Linked DNA regions of Homo sapiens: regions 2 and 3 are each linked to region 1. A link is a loop called in an ENCODE intact Hi-C map of the cell type or tissue named here. Cell type or tissue: CD4-positive, alpha-beta T cell. All regions are shown on one strand.

The links. Hi-C counts contacts between places; a loop is a spot of excess contacts. Peaks named below come from ENCODE experiments on the same cell type or tissue, not always from the same donor. Only the 100,000 strongest peaks of a DNase experiment are listed, where the experiment ranks them.
Region 2: it touches region 1 in a loop (2.2-fold over the local background); 3 of 110 quality-filtered maps call a loop at or near these places.
Region 3: it touches region 1 in a loop (1.8-fold over the local background); 6 of 110 quality-filtered maps call a loop at or near these places.

The regions. Positions count from the first base shown.
Region 1 is chr7:5,700,975-5,708,974 of GRCh38, reverse strand. The region is part of intron 13 of RNF216 (ring finger protein 216); the gene reads left to right. Among named protein-coding and RNA genes, the nearest start is that of MIR6874, 6.9 kb to the left of the region's middle. RefSeq lists enhancers at 269-338, 5,826-7,025, 7,489-7,768. In CD4-positive, alpha-beta T cell, CTCF peaks have their summits at 4,088 and 4,296 (motif pointing right); DNase peaks (open chromatin) are centred at 4,334, 7,214 and 7,634; H3K27ac peaks cover 277 bases.
Region 2 is chr7:5,830,168-5,838,167 of GRCh38, reverse strand. It overlaps the pseudogene ZNF815P. Among named protein-coding and RNA genes, the nearest start is that of OCM, 47 kb to the left of the region's middle. RefSeq lists an enhancer at 6,248-6,748. In CD4-positive, alpha-beta T cell, no CTCF peak of the experiment used is centred here; DNase peaks (open chromatin) are centred at 1,767, 3,647 and 4,581; H3K4me3 peaks cover 295 bases; H3K27ac peaks cover 3,760 bases.
Region 3 is chr7:5,392,056-5,400,055 of GRCh38, reverse strand. TNRC18 (trinucleotide repeat containing 18) reads left to right here. Exons shown (of 30, transcript NM_001080495.3): 3 at 5,461-5,616. Among named protein-coding and RNA genes, the nearest start is that of TNRC18-AS1, 23 kb to the left of the region's middle. RefSeq lists an enhancer at 2,055-2,424. In CD4-positive, alpha-beta T cell, CTCF peaks have their summits at 3,170 and 3,371 (motif pointing left); DNase peaks (open chromatin) are centred at 2,685 and 3,395; H3K4me3 peaks cover 1,701 bases; H3K27ac peaks cover 1,606 bases.

The DNA of each region.
Region 1 (8,000 bases):
ACAAGAGAAAGCTGGGTGGTTTGTACTGCGCCAGAGGACCCACGGTACAGTAGGCAGAGTCCAGTGCACCTCGAAGGCTGCTTTTTGGGTCCAGGGGAAGAGTAGAGCATGTGTTCAGCATTTGGGCTTCTCAAGGGGCTGCCTGAGGGACTGGCTTCTGTCTCACCCAACTCACTGCTGGCAGAACCCAACCTACTCTAGATGCCTTGGAGCTGCTGAGGCCAAAAAAGAGCTGGGCAGCTTACAGCAGCTCCAGAGGGCCTGTGATACCTCAGACAGGCACCAGAAGAAGCAAGAGCTTGCAAGCTCCTGAAAAAAGGAAAACAAAAGCCTGAGCACTTATATTAGCCTACGATTTAGCAAAATCTTCTTGCAGGAAGCCTATTTTAGAATAAAGTATGAGTATCTCATGTAATTTATTGAGTACTGTACTGAAAGTGAAAAAGAGAATGATTGTATGGGTACTTGAATTACAGTTTCTACTGAATGTGTATCACTTTCACACCACAGTAAAGTCAAAAAGTGTAAAACCATTGTAAGTTGGAGACCATCTGTATATGCACCCGACATCAGTGCACCCAAATATGTGAAGCAAATATTGACAGCCGAAGGGAAAAATAACACAAAAATAGTAGGAGATTGCAATACCTCACTTTCAATCATTGTTAGCACCACCAGGCAGAAGATTAGTAAGGAAACAGCTGACTTGAACAACACTATAGACCTAACAGACACATACAAAATATTCTAGCCAACAGGCACAGAAAACACTTTTTCTCCTCTGTTGCGCATGGAACATTTTCCAGGATGGAGAATATTAGATCATAATACAGGTCTTAACAAATTTAAGATCAAAATCATACCAAGTATCTTTTCCAGCCACAAGGCGATACACTTAGAAATCACAAACAGCAAGAAAATTCACAAAGTATGAGAACTAAACACACTGTCCGGGCATGGTGGCTCCCACCTGTCATCCTGGCACTGTGGGAGGCCGAGGCAAGTGGATCACCTGAATTCTGGAGTTCGAGACCAGCCTGGCCAACATGGCAAAACTCTGTCTCTACTAAAAATACAAAAATTTAGCTGGGTGTGGTTGCGTGCGCCTGTAATCGCAGCTACTTGGGAGGCTGAGGCAGGAGAGAATCGCTTGAACCAGGGAGGTGGAGGTTGCGGTGAGCAGAGATTGTGCCGCTGTACTCCAGCCTGGGCGACAGAGTGAGACTCTGTCACAAAAAAAAAAAAAAAAAAAAAAACCACACACACACACTGAAAAGCTTTTTTTTACTAAGATCAGGAACAAGGCAAGGATATCACTGTCACCACTTCCATGCTATATAACACTGGAAGCCCTAGCTAGAGCTATTTGGCAGGAAAAAGCAAAAGCATCTATATCCGTGCAAGTTCACAGATAACATGATCTTATACATAGAAAAATCTGCAATTTCCACAAAAAAACTTGTTAGAATTAATATATTCAGTAAAGGTGCAGGATACAAAATTAGCACATAAAAATCAGTTGCGTTCCTGTACACTAACAAACACTCCAAAAAGAGAAATTAAGAAAATCTAATTTATAATACATCAAAAAAGTTGGAATACTTAGGAACAACTTAACCAAGGAGTGGGTAAAGACTTATACACTGAAAACTATAAAAAACTGCTGAAATAATTAAAGAAGACATAAATAAATGGAAAGACATCCCTAAAATGCATATGGAACCACAAAGGATCCCAAATATCCTAGACAGTCTTAAGAAAGAAGAACAAAGCTGGAAGCCTCACACTTCCTGACTTCAAAACTTATTACAAAGCTACAGTAATTTAAACAGGCAGACATGTAGACCAATGGAACATAATACAGTGCTCAGAAATAAATCCACACATTTATGATCAGCTGATCTTCAACAAGGGTGCAAAGAACACCCACCGGGGGAAAAGGTAGTCTCTGATTAATGGTGCTCTGTAAACTGAATATCCACATGCAAAAGAATGAACTTAGACGCTGATACCATATCTCATATCATAACACAAAAATCAACTCTTTAAATGGATTAAAGACTTAAGTGTAAGACCTGAAACTATAAAAACTAGAAGAAAACGTAGGTGGAAAGCTTCATGACATCAGTCTTGGCAATGATTTCCTGGGTATAATACCAAAAACAAGGTGACAAAAGCAAAAAACAGGCAAGTGACTACTAAGATGCTTTCAGCAAAGGAAACCATCAACAGAGTGAAAAGGCAGCCGGTGGAAAGGAATTGAAATCCTTTGGGAAAGGATCTCAGCATGTTCCTGTGTTCATTGCAGCATTATTCACAGTAGCCACAAGATGGAAACCACTTACTGACATGTTCGTCAACAGATGAATGGTTAAAATTTGGTATATTATGCAGCCTTTGAAAAGAAGGAACTCCTGGCACATACTAACAACACAGATAAACCACCTTGAGGGACATTGTGTTCAGTGCAATTAGCCAGTCATAGAAGGACAGATACTGCACGATTCCACTTAAATGCAGGATCTAAAGTAGTCAGACTCATAGAAACACAAAGTAGAACCCTGGGTGCCAGAGGCTGGGAGAAGGCAAAGTGGGGAGTCACTGTGCAGTGGGAAGTTTCAGTCATGCCAGATTAAGTTGTTTAGAGATCAGCTGTACAACATTTTGCTAACAGACCCTGTACACTTAAAAATGTGTTAATTGGGTAGTTTTTGTATTGTGTGTTTTCACCACAATTTTTTTTTTTTTTTTTTTTGAGATGGAGTGTCGCTGTGTTGCTCAGGCTGGAGTGCAGTGGTGCAATCTCAGCTCACTGCAACCTCCACCTTCCGGGTGCAAGCGATTCTCCTGCCTCAGCCTCCTGAATAGCTGGGACTACAGGCACATGCCACCATGCCCGGCTAATTTTTTGCATTTTTAGTAGAGACGGGGTTTCACCATGTTAGCCAGGATGATCTTGATCTCCTGACCTCGTAATCCTCCACCTGCTTCGGCCTCCCAGAGTGGTGTTTTGTTTTGTTTTGTTTTGTTTTGTTTTGTTTTGTTTTGTTTTGTTTTAGTTTTTGTTGAGATGGAGTTTCGCTCTTCTTGCCCAGGCTGGAGTGCAATGGTATGATCTTGGCTCACCATAACCTCCGCCTCCCAGGTTCAAGCAATTCTCCTGCCCCAGCCTCCCGAGTAGCTGTGATTACCTGCATGTGCCACCACGCCCGGCTAATGTTGTATTTTTGTAGAGGCGGGGTTTCTCCATGTTGGTCCGTCTGGTCTCGAACTCCTGACCTCAGGTGATCTGCCTGCCTTGGCCTCCCAAAGTGCTGGGATTACAGGGTGAGCCACCGTGCCCAGCCTACCGCAGTTTTTTTTAAAGGGCATATGGTTCATTTTTTCCCTCTGCCAAGAGGGATGTGCAGCATGAGTGAGAACAAAGTCTGTTTTGAACTACTGAGGTTTGAGTTTGTTCCAGCAGCATAACCTAGCACATCCTGACTGATAAGGATCATAAGGACCATAACTGCCCTTGGAGTTGGAGAACAGGAGCAGATTTGAGAGGTAGAGGATTAGAAGGTGATATGTTGCATGTGAAGGTGGGGAGAAAGCCAGAGGTCTCACAGGCGTGTCTGGTTTGGACCACTATGTAGTTGATGATGCTGTTTACAAAACTGGAAATGGAATCCAAAAGATTCAGGAGAGATTACTTTTGTTTTGGACATGTTGAGTTTTTAGGGGAGACATCCAGTGTGTACGTGTTTTTACAATGCCTGGCACATAGTAGGTGCTCCATAAATCAGTGACCCTAGATCAGTGATCCGGGTCAGTAACACAGGGAGAGATCTAGGCTGGAAAAAGATTTTGGAGTCTGAAATGAGCAGCAAAAGGAGGAAAGAGGAGGAGAGGGGTAAGGTGCCCATCAGGGAGATTATTATTAGCTTAGAAATGCTGGGCCATGCTAAGTTTAAAGTATGTTTTTTCATTTATTCACATCTTTTTATGCCCCTCAGCAACGTTTTGCAGTGGAGAGAATGTGTGTTATGATTACATGATGGATTACAGTATGTTTCAGAACTTGACTTTCACCTATGGATAACAGCATTCACATTTTAGTTTCTAATGTTAGGGTAAGGATTGTAGGTGTTTGGCCCATCATGGAAAATAAAGTGAAAAATGTTATATGGGGACCTGAGGCAGTGACGGCCTGGTGGAGCTGGCTCAGTGACCACCAGAGGAATGAGAGAAGTCCCCACCTTGTCCTTTGGATGAGAAAGGAGAGTTTATGCCTAATCTTCTGTCCTTATTTGTGGGCTGTGGAACGAGTTGCCACTAGGTGGCACAGATGCTCCATGAGGAAAGGGTTTTCTTCCTCTTGGGTGTTTGAAAAGTATGTGTCAGCAAAACACTGTTTTGTAAGCAGAATTGACACAGTTCTTTTGGGCTCAGTACCAAAGCAAATCGCTACGTGCATTTAGACTTTATCTAAGAAGTCCATGTTATTAGCGCATACGCTTTTACCTTTCTCAGTTGTGCAAATTCTCCTTATGCCATTCTTTGTAGCAAGATGGCTAAAGCAGTCGCTAATCCTTGAGGATTCCTGATATTTAAGACATGAGCCACAAGCTAATTTTGACCCGTGTGAGACTAAGGGCACCTGCTTTCTCATTGCAGTGTCTTTGCCAGTAATATAAATTCCAGTTGGCTTTTCAGGAACTTGTCGCTCTGAAATGAGGCGTTTATATTAATACGGCATTAATATAAACGTATTAATATAAGACGGCCTCTGGAGGAGGACTTGAATGGCTGGAATCAGTCCTCTGGAATCCCTGAAGAATAAGACACTGTATCTTTGATGAAATGGAGAGAGTCTTTGTTTCATTGATATGATGGAATGCTTTTGTCAAGGCTCTCAGCTCCCTTGTGTGTTCTCAGATAAAGAATTCATTAGTTTGTTTTCAGTGTGCTGCTTTTAGGAATGAATTGGGTGTGTTTGGTGTGAGACTGAAGAGTGTTACATAAAAGGAGATTTGAAGGTGATGCTTCTGGAATATGTATTCTTAGGGTCAGAAGTTTCACTGTTGAGTCTTTTCTGCCTTGCCACAGCCATAACTTTGCTTTATAAACTCAGAGCTGTGTAAGTCAAGTTTTCCAGAAACTTAGGGCCACAAGGTGGAGGTTTAGGCACACTCATGAAGCAAGCGCTAACGACGAGAGACCATCAGGTGGTGAGAGTTTAATCAGAGTAACTGAAGAACATCTGGTGTAGTCTTTTCGTGGAAACTGCAAATGTGTGTGTGGTTGTGTAACCACCCATCTTTTCCCAATGTCACTTGTATTTATTTATCTTTTCTCACCTGCCAGCTTTCTTCCCTGCTTGTTTTTCTGCCCTTTCTAGGTTCCCATCCTATTCTTTGTAGCATTTGCTGTTTTTAACTTTACAGCCGTGAAGTACAACCAAAATTCACATCTGCAGTGAACCAGTTTGTTGGTTAAAAAACAGGCATCTGCAGCCTCCTACAGTAGCTGCATGGCTGCGTGAAGAGAATGTAAATGAGTGTGGACCAGCTATCAATGCCAGGGCAGCTCCAGCTGTGATGGCGGGTGGTTGGCACTTATTAACAGCACTCTAATTTGGGGCCCAGCCAGTCAGCTGACTCCTGTGCTGAGCACGGCCTTCACATTTATCTAGAGATGAATGAAGCTTGGGCCACTTGTTCCTACTATCAGGGAAGACCTTTATTCAGGAAGTAGCGTTGACAAGAACCAAATAGCTGGGTAACAAAAAGATTTTTAAGCCCACAAATGAGGACTCATTTACTGGAGTGGAAGTCCATGCTGCATGATGTGAGTCAAATATGAAGGAGGGTGGTGTGAGAATTTCTCATCATGGAATGTGACCTGCCCTTGCTCCTCCAAGGTGAGTCACTTTCTTCAGAGCCCAGCATGGGTCCCTCTGAAGAGCTTCAGGTTCAGGCCGCAGAAGGACGCTCCCTTACAGGTATATCATGTAGGGTGCCTGGCAGAGCTCTCAGCTCATATTGGTCCCCACAGCAGCCCTACAAAATAGACACTGGCTTAAAGTCAGGTGATGGTAAATGGCAGAGCTGAGTGGGTCGCAGACACCATCCCTGTGAGCCTCCCTTCCGTCACGTACTGAGCAGGGCTGGCGTCATAGCAAGGAGGCTTCAGGATTTTTAACTCTACTTGTGTCTGAGTACTTCTGTCAGTTTTCACTTTTTAAAATTTCACTTTTTAAAATTTAAAAGCATAGTGAATCTATTCATCACAGACTTCTTGATCCTGGGAAGGTTTTGGTTAATTACACACGCAAGCACATCCTCTTCCCTTACCTGCTATTGAAGCACAGTAAATACAGCATAGAGTAGATGTGTTTGTTAGATTCTTTTAAAGAAGAAGAAAAATAATAAAAGGCAAATGTTGCTTGCCTCCCTTCCCACCCTGCCTTCCCATTAAGAGTCAAATACCATGCTTGCTGTTTCAGTGATTATTCAGAAGGGAGAGAGCTGACAACCCGAAATAGGGAAAGGTAAAAATACATACGCATTATAACAAAACGCCAATATGAATAAAAATTTTATTTTTGTTTCTGCTTGGCCCTGTGGAAATAGTTTTTTACCCCTGTATTTCAGCTACTTTATCCCTCATGTCAGATGCTAATGGTAGAAGCACCTGCCTCTCCCCTTGGCCCGCCTTGGAGGAGGCTGGGAGCTGTGAGTGAACATGGACTATGCTGCCACTCCCACTCCCTCTGCAGGGCTGCTGCAGCCCCTCAGGTTTCTCCCCTCGAAACTCGCAGAGGCAACTGCTGACCCCCCGGCAGGTGGCAGAGCCCACACCCACCTGCATTTCAGAGCCAAGGAAGTCTAGAGTCAGCGTGGGCTCCGAGAACCCGGCAGCGACCTGGGGCCTCAGATGTCGCCGACCTCCCTGATCCCTAGGAAATGGGCCTGGCTCTTCCTTGTCCCAGACAACATCCTGGTGCTCCCTTCTGGTCCTGAGCTGCCTTCCTGGGTTAGTGTTTCCACCTTCTCAGGAGACCAGTCACGAACCTCCTGTTCCATTCACATGAAGAGGCATTGTTTGGGACACGTCTTTTGCTGGGCTTTCATAGTAAGTTGTCTGTTTCAACAGTTCTTTTGAAGCCCTTACGTGAGAAGTGTTGATTGATGTGCAGCTCTGCACAGCACTGGGTGCTGTGAGGCCATGAATGGCAGTGAAATGCGTGGCTGTTGCTGCATCACAGTGAGGGAAACGGTATAGCTCAGTGGTTAAGACAAGGGATTTTGATATTAAACCCACTTATGCTTTAATTCTAGCTCCTCCACTCACTAGCTTTGTGACATAGGGTGAATACTTGATCTCCCTAAGCCACATTTCCTTTCCGTGTACAATAAGAACGGTTGCACCTACCTCGTAGAGCTTTTGTGCAAAACCAATGGAAACAGCGTGGGTAAAGTGTCAAGTGCAGTGCCTGGCACTTTGTGTCACGAAGTAATAGCTGCCCAGTGAGGATGGTGTGTGCAGATGTGCGGCCTCAGGAGATGAACGGAGATCCTAGAAAGGGGGAACTGCCTCCAGTTTTGTGAACCTGCTGCCACAAGAGCATGGAGTTCCCCTAAAGTGGGCAGGTGGAAAATCCCATCAGGGAACAGAAGATGACTCATCACTCACCACTCAACTCATTTCTACCAGCTCCCCAGTGTTCTGCCATGTAAAGGGGTAGATTTTTCAACCTGATTTTTTTGCTAACTGATACATTCTATAAGAAATGACAGCTCTCCTTTAGTCCACGTTATTCAAGTTCAGAGAAGGGCCCTGTGCAACCTGGGGAGAGCCACGTGCTGGGGGAGGCTGTCGTGTGTGTGCTCCCACTCTCAGGGTCTGCACTCTCTGTCCACAGCACTGCTGTGCTCCTTCTCTCAGGTTTCATGTTGATTTCTTACTCCTACTCAGAAGGTTTAGAATCTCAGGGATGACATTCAGAAGAAATG
Region 2 (8,000 bases), 130 kb before region 1:
GCATAGGCCAGCTGGTTTTATTTAAATTTTTTGTAGAGTTGGGGTCTCACTATGTTGTTTAATCAAAGTTTAAATAATTTGAAGGAGATCAGACAGGGTGGCTCACGTCTGTAATCCCAGCACTTTGGGAAGCCGAGGCAGGTGGATCACTTGAGGGCAAGAGTTCAAGACCAGCCTGGCCAACATGGTAAAACCCCATCTCTACTAAACATACAAAAAAAAAAAAAATTAGCTGGGCATGGTGCCAGGCACCTGTAATCCCAGCTACTCGGGAGGCAGGAGAAACACTTGAACCCAGGAGGCGGAGCTTACAGTGAGCCGAGATCGTGCCACTGCACTCCAGCCTGGGTGACAGAGCAAGAGTCTGTCTCAAAAAAAAAAAAAAAAAAAAAAAAAAAAGTATGTGAGAGTCGGGGGGCTTTCATCACTGTGGCAGAGGTCAAGGGGGGATGCTGGGTATAAAGAGCTGTGGTGGGCCCCCTGGACACATGCTGCTGGGGTGATGACGGATGTTCATAGGCAAATGGGCGACCCAAATTGTCCCCAGTGGTGAGACAAGCGCGTGCAGAGGAGGGGCAACAAGCAGGGCACAGCCCGGGGGCAGCAGCAGGGACCGGGAGCTATGTGGGAGTGGGGAGAGGCAATCCACAAAGAAGCCCAGAGCCCCAATCACCCTACAGAGCCTGGGTTCTCTTCCAGACCACACTCTGATCTCTAGAAAAACTTATGACCAAGGGCTAAAGGCTGCTGAAGCCAGTGACTTTTTTTTTGAGATAGGGTCTCACTGTGTTGCCCAGGCTGGAGTGCAATGTACAATATCGGCTCACTGCAACCTCCGCCTCCTGGGTTCAAGTGATTCTCCTGCCTCAGCCACCTGAGTACCTCAGATTACAGGCACACACCCAGCTAATTTATGTATTTTTAGTAGAAACGGGTTTCACCATGTGGCCAGGCTGGTCTCGAACTCCTGACCTCAGGTGGTCCGCCTACCTCAGCCTCCCAAAGTTCTGGAATTACAAGCGTGAGCTATCACGAGTCTATGTAGTGTATGTATATGTATATACATTATATATATATATATATATATATATATATATATAGTCTATGTAGTTTACATACATGTCTAGTATATATATAGACAGTCTATGTAGTTTTTATACATACACATACAATGTCTACATAATGTCTTAATTTCTATGTAATTTATTCATATCTAATTTCTATATAAACATAAAATTTCCATGTAAATATATAATTTCTATAGATATGCCTCTCATGGGTTTATTCATGATATAACATATGAAAAGCAGAGAGACCACGGAGTGCTGGACAGACAGCATTTAACCCAGTCATTGTCATCTTTAGTACAGATTCCCCTAACAGGGAGTCATTCCCAGTGGGACTCGGCTTTCTACAAAACAGTGGCTTCTGGCCGGGCGCGGTGGCTCACGCCTGTACTCCCAGCACTTTGGGAGGCCGAGGCGGGTGGATCACGAGGTCAGAAGATCCAGACCATCCTGGCTAACACGGTGAAACCCCATCTCTACTAAAAATACAAAAAAGTTAGCTGGGCGTGGTGGCGGGCGCCTGTACTCCCAGCTTTTCAGGAGGCTGAGGCAGGAGCATGACGTGAACCCGGGAGGCAGAGGTTGCAGGGAGCTGAGATCGCGCCACTGCACTCCAGCCTGAGTGACACAGCGAGACTCACTCTCCAAAAAACAAAAAACAAAAAACAGTGGCTTCCGACAAAGACAACAAGGGAAACCTCCAGCTTCACAGACAGGGTGGGTGTGGCTCGCCACCTTGTTGTAGCCTCTCCTACTGCTCTGAGACATTTCTGGTGTGAAACACCTAGACATCCCTGGCTTCACAAAGCACAAAGAAACCCAGGCTCTGTGAACGTTTTCCTTCCTGGAGTGGACAGTGGTAATGTTCACGAGGCCTCATCTTCCTCTGGGACCAGCCCCTTCCTGCCCCTGTGCACAGCTGCCTGGTCAGAGGGCCTAATACACCTGAGCTAGGCTGGACCAACAGAATCCTCCCCGAAAAGCTTTCAAAATTGGATCACTGAAGGGAGATTCAGTCCCTCACCGTGGCAGAACTTGCAGCTGTGAGGAGAGGAGCTGGGGCTACACTATTTCTGGGCACACTGACAAAGTCAGCATGAGAAGAAAGTCACAGAAGCGCCGGGTGCAGTGGCTCATGCCTGTAATCCCAGCACTTTGGGAGGCTGAGGTGAGCGGATCACAAGGTCAGGAGATTGAGACCATCCTGGCTAACATGATGAAACCCCATCTCTACTAAAAATAGAAAAAATTAGCCAGGCGTGGTGGCGGGTGCCTATAGTCCCAGCTACTGGGGAGGCTGAGGCAGGAGAATGGTGTGAACCCGGGAGGGGGAGCTTGCAGTGAGCTGAGATTGCGCCGCTGCACTCCAGCCTGGGCAACAGAGCGCGACTCCGTCTCAAAAAAAAAAAAAAAAAAAAAGTCACAGAAGCACAGACCAGGGAAGAAAGATTCCTGGCGATACCTGGTTTGCCGGATGCCTCTGGAGCCTGACTGCACACCTGCTCTTCCCAGGACTCGCATGCTGCCTTATAGATTTTTTTTTTTTTTTTTTTTGAGACAGGCTCTCCCTCTGTTGCCCAGGCTAGAGTCCAAAGGCACGATCACAGCTCATTGCAGCCTGGACCTCCTAGGCTCAAGTGATCCTCCCACCTTAGCCTCCCCTGCAGCTGGGAGTACAGGCATGTGCCACTACACCTGGATAATTTTTCTATTTTTTGTAGAGATGGGCTCTTGCCACATTACCCAGGCTGGTCTTGAACTCCTGGCCTCAAGCAATCCTCCTGCCTCACCTTCCCAAAGTTCTAGAATTACTTTTTTTTTTTTTAATCCTAACCTACTTCTAGTTGGATTTCTGGCTCTTCCAACTTCAAGGATTAGAACTTCTAACCAGTGCACTCCACACTCACACATTCCTAGAACCCGGGGTTCAGAGCAGGAGGAGGAGAATGCTTCCAGGCTGATGGAAAACACTGATGTCACTCACATGCAAAGAGAGCTAACAGCCAAGTGGGCGGATCACCTGAGGTCAGGAGTTCGAGACCAGCTTGGCTAATATGATGAAACTCCATCTCTAAAAATACAAAAATTAGTCGGGCATGGTGGCACATGCCTATATTCCCAGCTACTCCGGAGGCTGAGGCAGGAGAATCACTTGAACCCGGGAGGCAGAGATTGCAGTGAACCAAGATAGTGCCACTGCACTCCAGCCTGGGCGACAGAGCAAGACTCCATCTCAAAAAAATTTTTTAATTAAAAAAATAAAACCCATTATGGCAAGCAATTTCAGACAAGATCAGGCACGTTCAGGGTGGTGTGGCGGTACACATGGCAGGCTGTTTCAAGAACACGCAGTTCATTCATTCGTTCCTCTAGATAATGCAGTGTTACATCCAGGTCACTTGGCACCACACAAGGCTGTCTCTGTAGACCTGAGTGTTCGGCATCCCCAAACAACCAGAATCACAGACGGCTGCTTTGGCATAATATCTGCTGTTTATACAGAGAGGAAGAAAAGTCACAAGAGATTTCCTGTTGTGTTTCTTTCAAGGTGGTTGTTATTGAGGAACGGGTCTGCCACATCTTACATACAAAGATCAAATACATCTTTAAATCTTGAAAGAGCTGTATTCCCCCCGAGAATTAGACACGGTTGTCCAAAACAGACAACACAAGTCATATATTAGATGGAATCTGCCTGCCTTTTTTAAGTGACAGGAATGTCAGATATAAATTTACAAGGCATCGGGCTGGGCACAGTGGCTCACGCCTGTAATCCCAGTACTTTGGGAGGCCGAGGTGGGCAGATCACTTGAAGCCAGGAGTTTGAGACCAGCCTGGCCAACGTGGTGAAACCTCATCTTTACTAAAAATACAAAAATTAGCTGTGTGTGGTAGCAGGTGCCTGTAAGCAGGTGCCTGTAAGGAGGCTGAGGCAGGAGAATTGCTTGAACCCAGGAGGCAGAGGTTGCAGTGGGCCGAGATTATGCCACTGCACTCCAGCCTAGATGATAGAGCCAGACTCTGTCTCAAAAAAGAATTTACAAGGCATCTCACAACTGCAGCAGCCTCTACAGTCTCTCCACCCTGTCCTTCCCACAGCCGTGACCTTCCATTCTCTTCCTGTTTTCACTGATCCTGACTTCTGTTTGCATTTTATCAGATTTTTTTTTTTTTTTTGAGACAGAGTCTCACTCTGTCACCCAGGCTGAAGTGCAGTGGTATGATCTCAGCTCACTGCAATCTCCACCTCCCAGGTTCAAGTGGTTCTCCTGCCTCAGCCTCCCAAGTAGCTGGGATTACAGGCACCCACCACCACACCCATCTAATTTTGTATTTTTAGTAGAGACAAGGTTTCACCACATTGGCCAGGTTGGTCTCAAACTCCTGACCTCAAGTGATCCACCCGCTTTGGCTTCCCACAGTGCTGGGATTACCAGTGTGAGCCACCACACCCAGCCTTTATTAGTCATGTTCTTATGAGCATCCAAAATCCCTGCTGAAAAAGTGCAGTAGAAAGAAATGCCACACTCACCTGGGCCATGGTTCTTCCTTGCTGTTGTGGGAAAGCAGGTATCTGTGAAGGCAGACATCAGAGTGGGGAGAGAGGATATGAGAGGCCACGCTTGCCCGTGGGCTCCCGATCAACTGCTGAGACCACCCCCACCCCCCGCCTCGCGGGCACAGGTGGGAGAAAGCCTTCTCTGAAGGATCCCCATTATCAGAGCAAAGCCCTCACCTTGGAAATGTCATAGGGACTCAATCTCATGAGGCCTGACTTGGATTTTTGTTTTGTTTTTTGAGACAGGGTTTCACTCTGTCACCCAGGCTGGAATGCAGCGATGCAATCAGAACTCAATGCAGCCCTGGACTCCCAGGCTCCAGCGATCCTCCCACCTCAGCCTCCCGAGAAGCTGGGACTATAGGTGTGTCACACGCCCAGCTAATTTTTAAATTTTTTGGTAGAGAAGGCGGTCTCACTGTATTGCACAGGCTGGTCTCAAACTCCTGGGTTCAAGCAATCTGCCCATCTCAGCCTCCCAAAACCTTGGGATTACAGGGGTGAACCACCACGACTGACTGGAGTTTTTCTTAATGAATATGTGTATCTATGTCTCAGTAACCAATGTGCAATTTACTACAATCCCCACCCATTACCCAAAAATGTAATTATTAGAAATCTATTCTGAAGAAACAGGCCAGATGCAGAGGCTCACGCCTGTAATCACCACACTTTGGGAGGCCGAGGCAGGTGCATCACCTAAGGTCAGGAGTTCAAGACCCGCTTGGCCAATATGGTGAAACCCCATCTCTACTAAAATACAAAAATCAGCCAGGTGTGGTGGCACATGCCTGTAATCCCAGCTACTCAAGAGGCTGAGGCAGGAGAATCTCTTGAACTTGGGAGGCAGAGATCACAGGGAGCCGAGATTGTGCTGTACCACTGCACTCCAGCCTGGGCAACAAAGCGAGCTTGCATCCCCCCAAAAAATGATAAGAAAACTTTTTGGGGGATGGGGTCTGGCTCTGTTGCCCAGGCTAGAGTGCAGTGGTACGGCACAATCTTGGCTTCCTGTGACTTGTCCCTGTAATCCTAGCTACTTGGGAGGCTGAGGCAGGAGAATCGCTTGAGCCTCGGAGGTGGAGGTGGCAGTGAGCTGTGATTGCGCCACTATACTCCAGCCTGGGCAACAGAGTGAGACTCCGTCTAAAAACTCAAAACATATATATATATATATGCTTTTTGTAGAGTCAGGGTCCCGCTATGTTGCTCAGGCTGGTCTCGAACTCCTGGCCTCAAGAGATCCTCCCGCCTTGGCCTCCCAAAGTGCTGGGATTACAAGCATGCATCACTGTGCCTGGCCTGTTTCTTGTCTGTATACATCGACTACAAACTACAGCACATGTAATAAGTTTGTAAACATACATCTATAAAGAAAAAATTCTGGGCCAGGCACAGTGGCTCAAGCCTGTAATCCCAGCACTTTGGGAGGCCAAGGTGAGTGGATCACTTGAGGTCAGGAGTTCGAGACCAGCCTGGCTAACATGGCAAAACCCTGTCTCTACTAAAAATACCAAAATTAGCTGGGTGTGGTGGTGCATGCCTGTAATCCCAGCTACTCAGGAGACTGAGGCAGGAGAATTGCTTGAACCCAGGGGGTGGAGGCTGCAGTGAGCCGAGATCACACCACTGCACTCCAGCCTGGGTAAGAGCGAGATTCCATATCAAAAAAAACAAACATAAAAATAAACTGATTAATACAAATGCTCTCTGGGTGCTCACGAGAAAGATCGGGGCTGGGCAGAAGACCAGAGAGACTTCCTTGGGAGTGAAGGTCTGGAGGAGGGATGCGGCTGCCGTGGAGGGAAACATGCGAAGCCCCCTCCCGAACTTTCTCTTCTGAGGAACAAAAGCCTCAAGCTGCCAGGGGAATGGCAGTCAACCCTGTTGCCACCAGAACACAGGCAAGACCTTGTGCCTTCCTCCTTGAACCAGGGACAGGAATATATCCTGGGCTCAGGCTTAAAGGTCTCCTGACACGAGGGGAGGGACAGGATCACTGTGACTCAGAGACCCAGGGCCCACCCTGGACTGAGAAGACAAAGAGAACCCCTCCACCCACAGGCCTGGAGATGCAAGCAGCAGCCGTCAACACAAGGAGGGGATCAAGAGCGGAAGGTCCCATTCGCAGCACAAAGCGATGCTACGGAATTGTGAAGCTAGTGGCCCACTGCGGTAACCATGGTGACCAGCCCACCGCCCACTCAACTCCTGGCTGGACACGGTTCAACCACCCTCCAGCGCTCCCTGCTCCTTACACAGTAACAGCTCAGCAGAACTGGCTCATGTCCTCGTGTCTGCTCTCCTACGCAAGTCTAGCCTTCAAGACTAGCCAGAGATGGAAACGGAAAAAACAACCCACTGAAAAGAAGCAAAGCAACAAACAGATATTAATTCCATCTCAGCAACAAACAGATATTAATTCCATCTCAGGTCAGCATCAGCAAGTGTATGTCACGGAGATGCGCTGCAAACGAACACAAAATCCAAAACCAAAAAGACAAAAGGAAGAGAAACCAATACATCTTCCATCACAGTAAAAGATTTTTTTCTTTTTTTGAGACAGTGTCACCCAGGCTGCAGTGCAGTGGCGTGATCTCAGCTCACTGCAACCTCCACCTCCTGGGTTCAAGTGATTCTCCTGCCTCAGCCTCCCAAGTAGCTGGAATTACAGGCACGTGCCACTACGCCCAGCTAATTTTTGTATTTTTAGTAGAGATGGGGTTTCACTATGTTGGCCACGCTGGTCTTGAACTCCTGACCTCAGGTGATCTTGCTGCCTCGGCCTCCCGAAGTGCTGGGATTGCAGGCGTGAGCCCCCGCGCCTGGCCATCTTCCTCCCTTCTTTTTAAATTTCTGCTCATTCTCTTTTACCTTTGGGGTTTTGCTCTTTTTTTCTCTTTTTTAAATATCTTTTTCTGGAAGACACAGACTGGACAATGGGGGTAGATGCTCCCTATTCTTTTTTCTGTGGAAGCCACCTGAGCTAAATGTCATTAAGTTTCACTCCTTGTATTTAACATATGTATTAGGACTAGCCGGGTGCAGTGGCTCACTCCTGTAATCCCAGCACTTTGGGAGTCCGAGGTGGGCGGATCATGAGGTCAGGAGATCGAGACCATCCTGGCTAACATGGTGAAACCTAGTCTCTACTAAAAACACACACACACACACACACACAAAAATTAGCCAGGCTTGGTGGCAGGCACTGGCAATCCCAGCTATGCGGGAGGCTGAGGCAGGAGAATGGCATGAACCCGGAAGGCGGAGCTTGCAGTGAGCCGAGATCATGCCACTGCACTCCAGCCTGCGCGACAGAGCGAGACTCCATCTCAAAAAAAAAAAAAAAAAAAAAAAAAAAAAGGTATTAGGAC
Region 3 (8,000 bases), 310 kb after region 1:
GAGCTGTACATGGTGGTGCACACCTGCAGTCCCAGCTACTCAGGAGGCAAAGGTGGGGCGATTGCTTGAGCCCGGGAGGTTGAGGCTGCAGTGAGTCATGATCGCACCACCTCAGCTCCCCAGGTAGCTGGGACTATAGGCGCCTGCCACCACGCCCAGCTAATTTTTGTATTTATAGTAGAGACGGGGCGGGGGCGGGGGGTGGTTTTCGCCATGTTGGCCAGGCTGGTCTCGAACTCCTGACCTCAAGTGATCCACGATCCACCCGCCTAGGCCTCCCAAAGTGCTGGTATTATAGGTGTGAGCCATCGTGCCGGCTGTGTGTTTTAGGTTTTTTTGTTTTTGTTTTTGAGACACAGTGTCGCACTGTTGCCCAGGCTGGAGTGCAGTGGCGCGATCTTGGCTCACTGCAGCCTCTGCCTCCTGGGTTCAAGCAATTCCCCTGCCTCAGCCTCCTGAGTAGCTGGGATTACAGTTGTGTGCCACCACGCCCGGCTAATTTTGTATTATTGGTAGAGATGGGGTTTTACCATGTCTGCCAGGCTGAACTCCTGGCCTCAAGTGATCTGCCCGCCTCGTCCTCCCAAAGTGCTGGGATTATAGGTGTGAGCCACTGTGCCCAGGTGTGTGTTTTAGGTTTTGACGGTCATTGGTCTTAGCTTCTAAGGTGTCGGGTGAGATAATAACTGGGGTGAGTAGGCGGCAGCCAGTTACTTGATTTGGGGAGCCAGGTCTTGAGCTCAGCCTAGGGCGAGAGGCAGGGAGACCCCCATACCGCAGGTTGGTATGAGGGATTCCAGTCAAGTCTTTCGAGAGGCCAGTGAGCTCTGGGCCTAACTCAGTGCCCCCTGGCACCCTGAGGCTTGCATCCTTCTTGGTGAAACGGGGGGATGGCAACTGCTCGGTCCTTGGGTGTGGGTGTGAGCAGTGGGTGGGGCAGGGGGGCACTGTGGGGGCTTGGAGTATAGTCTAGAGATGGAAGGAGACCAGGCAGGATGGCCTGGCATGGGCTGTGCTTCTTCGGGGTTTATTTTAGAGCCTCTTTTGTGAGTTGCGGGATGCCTTGATCCTCTCCTCACCCTAATGTGTATCTCTTTGCGTTGGCCCTGGGAACATTGGAAATCACATTTATGGCTGGACAGGGTGGCTCATGCCTGTAATCCCAGCACTTTGGGAGGCCAAGGCAGGAGGATCGCACGAGGCCAGGAGTTTGAGACCAGCCTGGGCAACATAGTAAGACCCCATCTCTACAAAAAAGAGAAAGAAAAAAATTAGTGGGGTGTGATGGTGTGTGCCTGTGGTCCCTGCTACCCAGGAGGCTGAGGCTGGAGGATTGATTGAGCTCAGGAGTTGGAGGCTGTAGTGAGCTATGATTGAGCCACTGCACTACAGCCTGGGTGAACAGAGAGAGACCCTGTCTTTAAAAAAAAGAAAAGAGGCCGGGCACGGTGGCTCATGCCTGTAATCCCAGCACTTTGGGAGGCCAAGGCAGGAGGATTGCTTGAGGCCTGCAGTTTGAGACCAGCCTGGGCAACATCGCAAGACCTCATCTCTGCAAAAAAGAAAAAGAAAAAAATTAGCTGGGTGGCCAGGCACGGTGGCTCACGCCTGTAATCCCAGCACTTTGGGAGGATGAGGCGGGTGGATCACCTGAGGTTGGGAGTTCGAGACCAGCCTGACCAACATTGAGAAACCTCATCTTTACTAAAAATACAAAATTAGCCAGGCGTCGTGGGGTATACCTGTAATCCCAGCTACTTGGGAGGCTGAGGCAGGAGAAACACTTGAACCCGGGTGGCGGAAGGTGCGGTGAGCCGAGATCGCGCCATTGCACTCCACCCTGGGCAACAAGAGCGAAACTCCCATCTCAAAAAAAAAAAAATTTTTTTTTGCTGGGCCTGATGATGTGTGCCTGTGGTCCCAGCTACCCAAGAGGCTGAGGCTGGAGGATTGATTGAGCTCAGGAGTTGGAGGCTGCAGCGAGCTATGATCGAGCCACTGCACTGCAGCCTGGGTGAATTGAACAGAGTGAGACCCTGTCTCTAAAAAAAGAAACAACACTCGTGCAATTGGGTAATCCCAAATAGAAGTATGTCCTGGGTGGCAGGTCACAGGTGGCAGGTTCCAGCCACTGTGATATGGCAGGAAGTAAGGAAGATAGTCCCCGCCCTCAAGGAGGGAACTGTCTCTCGGGGAAGACAGAGGCATGAAATCCACAAGGAGGCTGGCAGATCTGTTTCCGAGGGGTTGTGGGTGGTCACAGGTCACTTGGGGCCTGCTTGGGTCGTGTGGCTGTTGGAGGCTTCTCTGGGGCCCAGGGAGACCCGAGGTGGGAGTGAAGGAGGAGCATTCTAGGAGGCCTGGGAGTTCGTGCCTGACGGGCCAGGCGGGAAAGGGGCAGGCTCCTGACGTGACCAGGGAGAAGTTTGTTTGTTCTGGAGAGTGAGGTGAGGGGGGTGGCACGCTGGCCTCATCGCCATAGCTGAGTGGGGATTGTGTGTCCATTTTACAGAGTGGCAGACTGAGGCACTGAGAACGGCACTGCCTTGCTGGGGATGCTGGGGGTTCCCGGCTGCCCCGCCCAGCCTGGGAGGAGGGGCTTTGGGTGCCATTGAGCCCTGTGGTGGGCAGGAGCCGTTGGCTGGCATCCGGGCCTGGGTGCTGCTGGGCGGGTTTCACAAGCCCGGGCAGGGGCCGGCCTGGGCCATTAGGCTTCCGTGCAGCCTGCGGCAGGAAGAGCTGGCGGCTGATGTAAGCTCTTGCGCAAACCCTGGCTGCTGGCTTCCGGAGCCTTCTACCCACCCGCCTGCCACAGCAAGGCGGAAGCCCGGGGCTCAGCAGGGCTTGGAGGCCCTGCTGCCCCGGCTTGGGCCGCATGGATGAACTGACTGGCCACCGAGGCCCCGGGGCCCGAGGGCTTGGCGCTGGAGTCCGGTGAGGGGGCTGGGCCTGGCTGGACTGGAGTGTTGGGGGCCGGACACGGGGTGGTGGTGATGGCGTGTGGCCCGAGGGCACCCCTTGCTGCTCTGCCCACTCCTGTCTTTGGGGCCCAAGGTGGAGGCCCTGCCCTTCTTTGCCTCAGTTTCCCCACATGTACCCCAAAGAAGATGGGTTGGATATTCTGGGATCCTGTGCCCCTGGGAGGCGGTCAGTGAGCACTTGTATACAGGCCCTTTATTGGGGAGAAGGGAGGCACTGGGGACTCAGAGGCTGGACTGGGATCTGTGAGCTCCCACAGGCTGGACCGGGGCCATCTAGGAGCCCACATCTCCTGCAAAGCCACATAACTTATCCATGCCCCCTGTAAACAGTGCTCACAACACAGGGCCTTAAAGGAGGTAGCTCTAGGGTACACACGGAATCCCTCCGCTGGGGGCTGGCCAGTGGTAGCACCCAGCTGGAGGTGCTTTGCTGCCACCTCCTGAGGGTGTTGCTGGGAGGATTTGAAATCAGCTGCACGGTGCCTGGTGCATTCCAGCTTTTAGCGAATGGGTGCCATGGCTGGTTATTGTTATTATTTATATTTTGAGTCCAGGTCTTGTTCTGTCGCCTGGATTGGAGTGCAGTGTTGTAATTGCAGTCACAGCTCACTGCAGTCTCCCAGCTCCTGGGCTCAACCCATCCTCTCGCCTCAGCCTCCAGAGACTATAGGCGAGAGCCACCTTGCCCGGCCTGTTGTCATTATTTATCATTATATTGTTTTTTTTTGAGACGGAGTCTCACTCTGTTGCCCAGGCGGGAGTGCAGTGGCACGATCTCAGCTCACTGCAACCTCCACCTCCTGGGTTCAAGTGATTCTCCTGCCTCAGCCTCCCGAGTAGCTAAAATTACAGGTGCCTGCCACCACGCCCAGCTAATTTTTTGCATTTTTTTTTTTTTTTTTTTGAGACAGAGTCTCTCTCTGTCGCCCAGGCTGGAGTGCAGTGGAGCGATCTCGGCTCACTGCAACCTCCGCCTCCGGGCTTCAAGTGATTCTCCTGCCTCAGCCTCCCGAGTAGCTAAAATTACAGGTGCCCGCCACCACGCCCAGCTAATTTTTAGCATTTTTTTTTTTTTTTTGAGACGGAGTCTCTCTCTGTCGCCCAGGCTGGAGTGCAGTGGAGCGATCTCAGCTCACTGCAACCTCCGCCTCCCAGCTTCAAGCGATTCTCCTGCCTCAGCCTCCCGTGTAGCTGGGACTACAGGTGCCCGCCACCACATCCAGCTAATTTTTTGTATTTGTCTTTTTAGTAGGGGCGGGGTTTCACCATGTTGGTGAGGCTGGTCTCTAACTCCTGACCTTGTGATTCGCCTGCCTTGGCCTCCCAGAGTGCTGGGATTATAGGCTTGAGCCACCGTGTTCGGCCTCATTATATTGTCATTGTGGTTAAACACATGCTTCCTTCCCTATCATTCCCGAAGGGAGGCATGTTTATCTCCATTTTGTTGATGTGCAAACCGAGACCTGGTAAGGGAAGCCCCGTGCGCCAGGGCCTGCATGCTTCTCTCTGACCTGTGACCCAGAGGCCTGCCAGGGTCTTCCCTTAGAGGGGATGGCGTTTGGGGCTCGTGGGACAGAGCCCCTGGGTGGCAGCTGGGAGGCACCCTGTCCGATGTGGGCCTGGCCACGTGGGGCATGGCGGGGCTGGCTGTGGCTTCCACCCAGGCCCTGCTGATTTCCATCATGTTTCTGAGCAGCAGTCTGCCCCGTGGCCCCTATTGGCAGTGACCCCGGGGTGGGGCCTGCTGTCTGGAGGGGTTGCCCTCCACGGGGCTCCCTTAGCGGCCCCCACGCCTGCCGCTCCATTCATCACGGATTCATTCCCTAAGCCACTGTGGCTCGGTGGTGCCAGCCATGGGCTGGGGGACACCCTGCAGGGCTGCATTCTGAGTCCCTGCTTTCTGGCTGTGTGACCTGGCACTTCCCATCTCTGAGCCTCACCTTCTTTTTCTGTGAAATGGGCACACGGGGCTGGCTAGGGCTGCTGTGGGAGGTGATTCTCTGGCTGGAGGGTGGGTGTCCTCTCTGGGCCTGCAGAGCTCAGCATATGAGCCCCCCGCCTGTAAGTCCCCCACCGCCTTGCCCTGTGGCCTCTGGAAGTCCCAGTGCGCCACCGACTTCAGGATTCCACCTGCAGATGGGGAGAATGGTGCCGGGCCGGATCTGGGCTGGTTGGGCGGCAGGGGTGGAAGGCCCTCCTCCGAGGGTGCGGGGTGCCCAGGGCTGAGGGTCTGCTGTGGGGGGCTTCCTGCCGTATTGTGCTTTCTCAAGCCCTGGGTCTGGTTGGGTTGATCCAGGACCATCTTGCAGCCCAGGGGTGGGGCCGGAGCAGGGGAACCCTCTTTGGTCTCCTGGCCAGCATCAGCTCCACACAGCTGGGGAGAGGCGGCGGTCTCGGGGCGGTGGGTCGGGGCGGTGGGCTGGGGCGGCGGCGCCTCCCTGGTTGTCTGCCTGACGGTCCTCCCAACTTCTCTCTGCAGGCGAGGCCTTCTTGGGCAGCTTTGTGGCCAGCGGGATGGGGCCCTCGGCCTCGTCCCATGGGAGCCCAGTGCCACTGCCCTCTGACCTGTCTTTCCGCTCCCCAACCCCTAGCAACCTGCCCATGGTGCAGCTGTGGGCCGCCCACGCCCATGAAGGTAAGGAACATGCCGGGGTCGGGGCTGAGGGCTGCTGGGCTGACGTCCCAGCCACTCTGGCCACTTCATGTGCCCCTCTGTTGTCATCGCTGAGCTGGGGCTGGTGGGTCCCAGGTCACCTGGCTTCCCTGTTGTTTCTCAAACGCTCAGGGCTTCTTCTTGTCACTGTCACAGGGCATTTGTATGAGCTGTTTCCTCTCCTTTCAGCCTGACACCCCATGCCACAGACCACCTTCCAGTCCTCCTCCGGCTCAGCTCAGAGACCCCCTCTTCCGCACCCACTTCCATCACTTGCTTGTGACGACAGATTATCTCATCATTCATGAACTACCCGCTTTCCCACCGGAGTGAGCCCTGAGTTCAGGGCCTAGTGTGATCTACTCAGCACTGTATCCCTGGTACACAGTAGGCTCATTAATAATTACAGGAGCAGGCCGGGCATGGTGGCTCACAGCTGTAATCCCAACAGTTTGGGAGGTGGAGGTGGGAAGATCACCTGAGGGCAGGAGTTCGAGACCAGCCTGGGCAACATAGCAAGACCCCATCTCCACAAAAAAAATTTCCCAGAGCGGGGGGACCTGGGGCTGTTGGGGCCTTTTCTTCTGCATTTCTGCAGCCATGCCCCTCAATGTAGGGGCTCTGCAGGCCTGGCTTCCCCGGGGTCGTGAGCAGATTCTGGATTTCTCTAGAGCCTCACTTTGATTTTCTGCCTGCAAAGGAATGGGCCTGCAGACCTCCAAGCTCCTCTGTCTTCTCTGGCTTTGACAGGTTCTGGATGTTGGGCGCTAGGTACTTCCTTCTCCCTCCTCCCTCCTTCCTCCTTCCTCCTCCCAGGTGTCCTGTAGGTGCTCGTGGTTCCTGGAAGGTTGCAGCCCTGGAGCTCCTGCTGCAGGCTTAGGGCTCTTCCGGCCCTCCCCAGCCACTCTCCCTCCACTTCCTCCTGCGGGGCCAGGTCTGACCGTCATCCCGAATCCTGCGGCTGCTGTGTTCAGCCCAGGAGGAGACAGGTTCAGCCAGAGGCGTCTCTAGTCACAGGACCCCATCCAGTCCTTACAGTACTTTGCCCATTGTACAGATGAGGTCAGCGAGTCTGCTCTTCCTGGACACTCTGGGGAAGGCATCTGAATCCAGGCACGAGGGTGCCCAGCCTGCACAGAGTGGGCCTTCTAGGCTGGGGTCGCACCTGAGCCTCCCACTTTAACCAGCCAAGGCAGATGCCAGAGGGTCTGGATGAGGAGAGCCTGCCTCTCGGGACTGTCTGCCACCAGCTCACTACCTCTCTGTCCCTGAGACTTTTCTCTTTGGCCAACAAATCCTAGTGATGACCACAAACACACAGGGTGCTTACCACAGCCCAGTGCACACTCAGCTCACTTCAGCCTCAGAGCCAGCCCTGCCCGGGGGAGGGACTGTTAGGCCCTTTTTTTTGAGACAGGGTCTTGCTCTGTCGCCCAGACTGGAGTGCAGTGGTGCAATCTCAGCTCACTGCAACCTCCGCCTCCCAGGCTCAAGCCATTCTCCCACCTCAGCCTCCTGAGTAGCTGCGACTACAGGTGCACACCATCACGCCCGGTTAACTACTGTATTCGTTTTTGGTGGAGTTGGGGTTTCACCATGTGTCCCAGGCTGGTCTTGAACTGCTAGGCTCAAGCGATCGTCCCACCTTGACCTCCCAAAGTGCTGGGATTACAGGCATGAGCCACTGTGCCCGGCCTATTAAGCCCATTAGGTCCATTTTACAGACGGGAGAGCAGAGACCTGATGCCTGTGTGGGAGAGCTGTTTTTTTATTGTTGGTTGTATTTTACTTATTTATTTATTTTTTGAAATGGAGTCTTGCTCTGTCGCCCAGGCTAGAGTATATAGTGGCACAATCTTGGCTCACTGCAACCTCTACCTCCCGGGTTCAAGCAATTCTCCTGCCTCAGCCTCCTGAGTAGCTGGGATTACAGGCGTGCGCCACCACGCCTGGCTAATTTTTGTATTTTTAGTACAGACAGGGCTTTACCATGTTGGTCAGGCTGATCTCGGTTCACTGCAACCTCTGCCTCCTGAGTTCAAGAGATCCTCCTGCCACAGCCTCCTGAGGAGCTGGGACTACAGGCGCCTGCTACCACACCCGTCTAATTTTTTGTATTTTTAGTAGAGATGGGGTTTCCCCATGTTGATCAGGCTGGTCTCGAACTCCTGACCTCGTGATCCACCCAACTCGGCCTCCCAAAATGCTGGGATTACAGGCATGAGCCACTGCTCCGGCTGGGAGTGCTGTTTGAATGATTGGATGAGAGAACAGGTATCGGGTAGCCCTTTTGTTTGTGGGTGTTGTCAATGGCATGATTATTGACAAGGCGGTGCTGGAGAGAAGACATCGGCCCAGTGGACCAG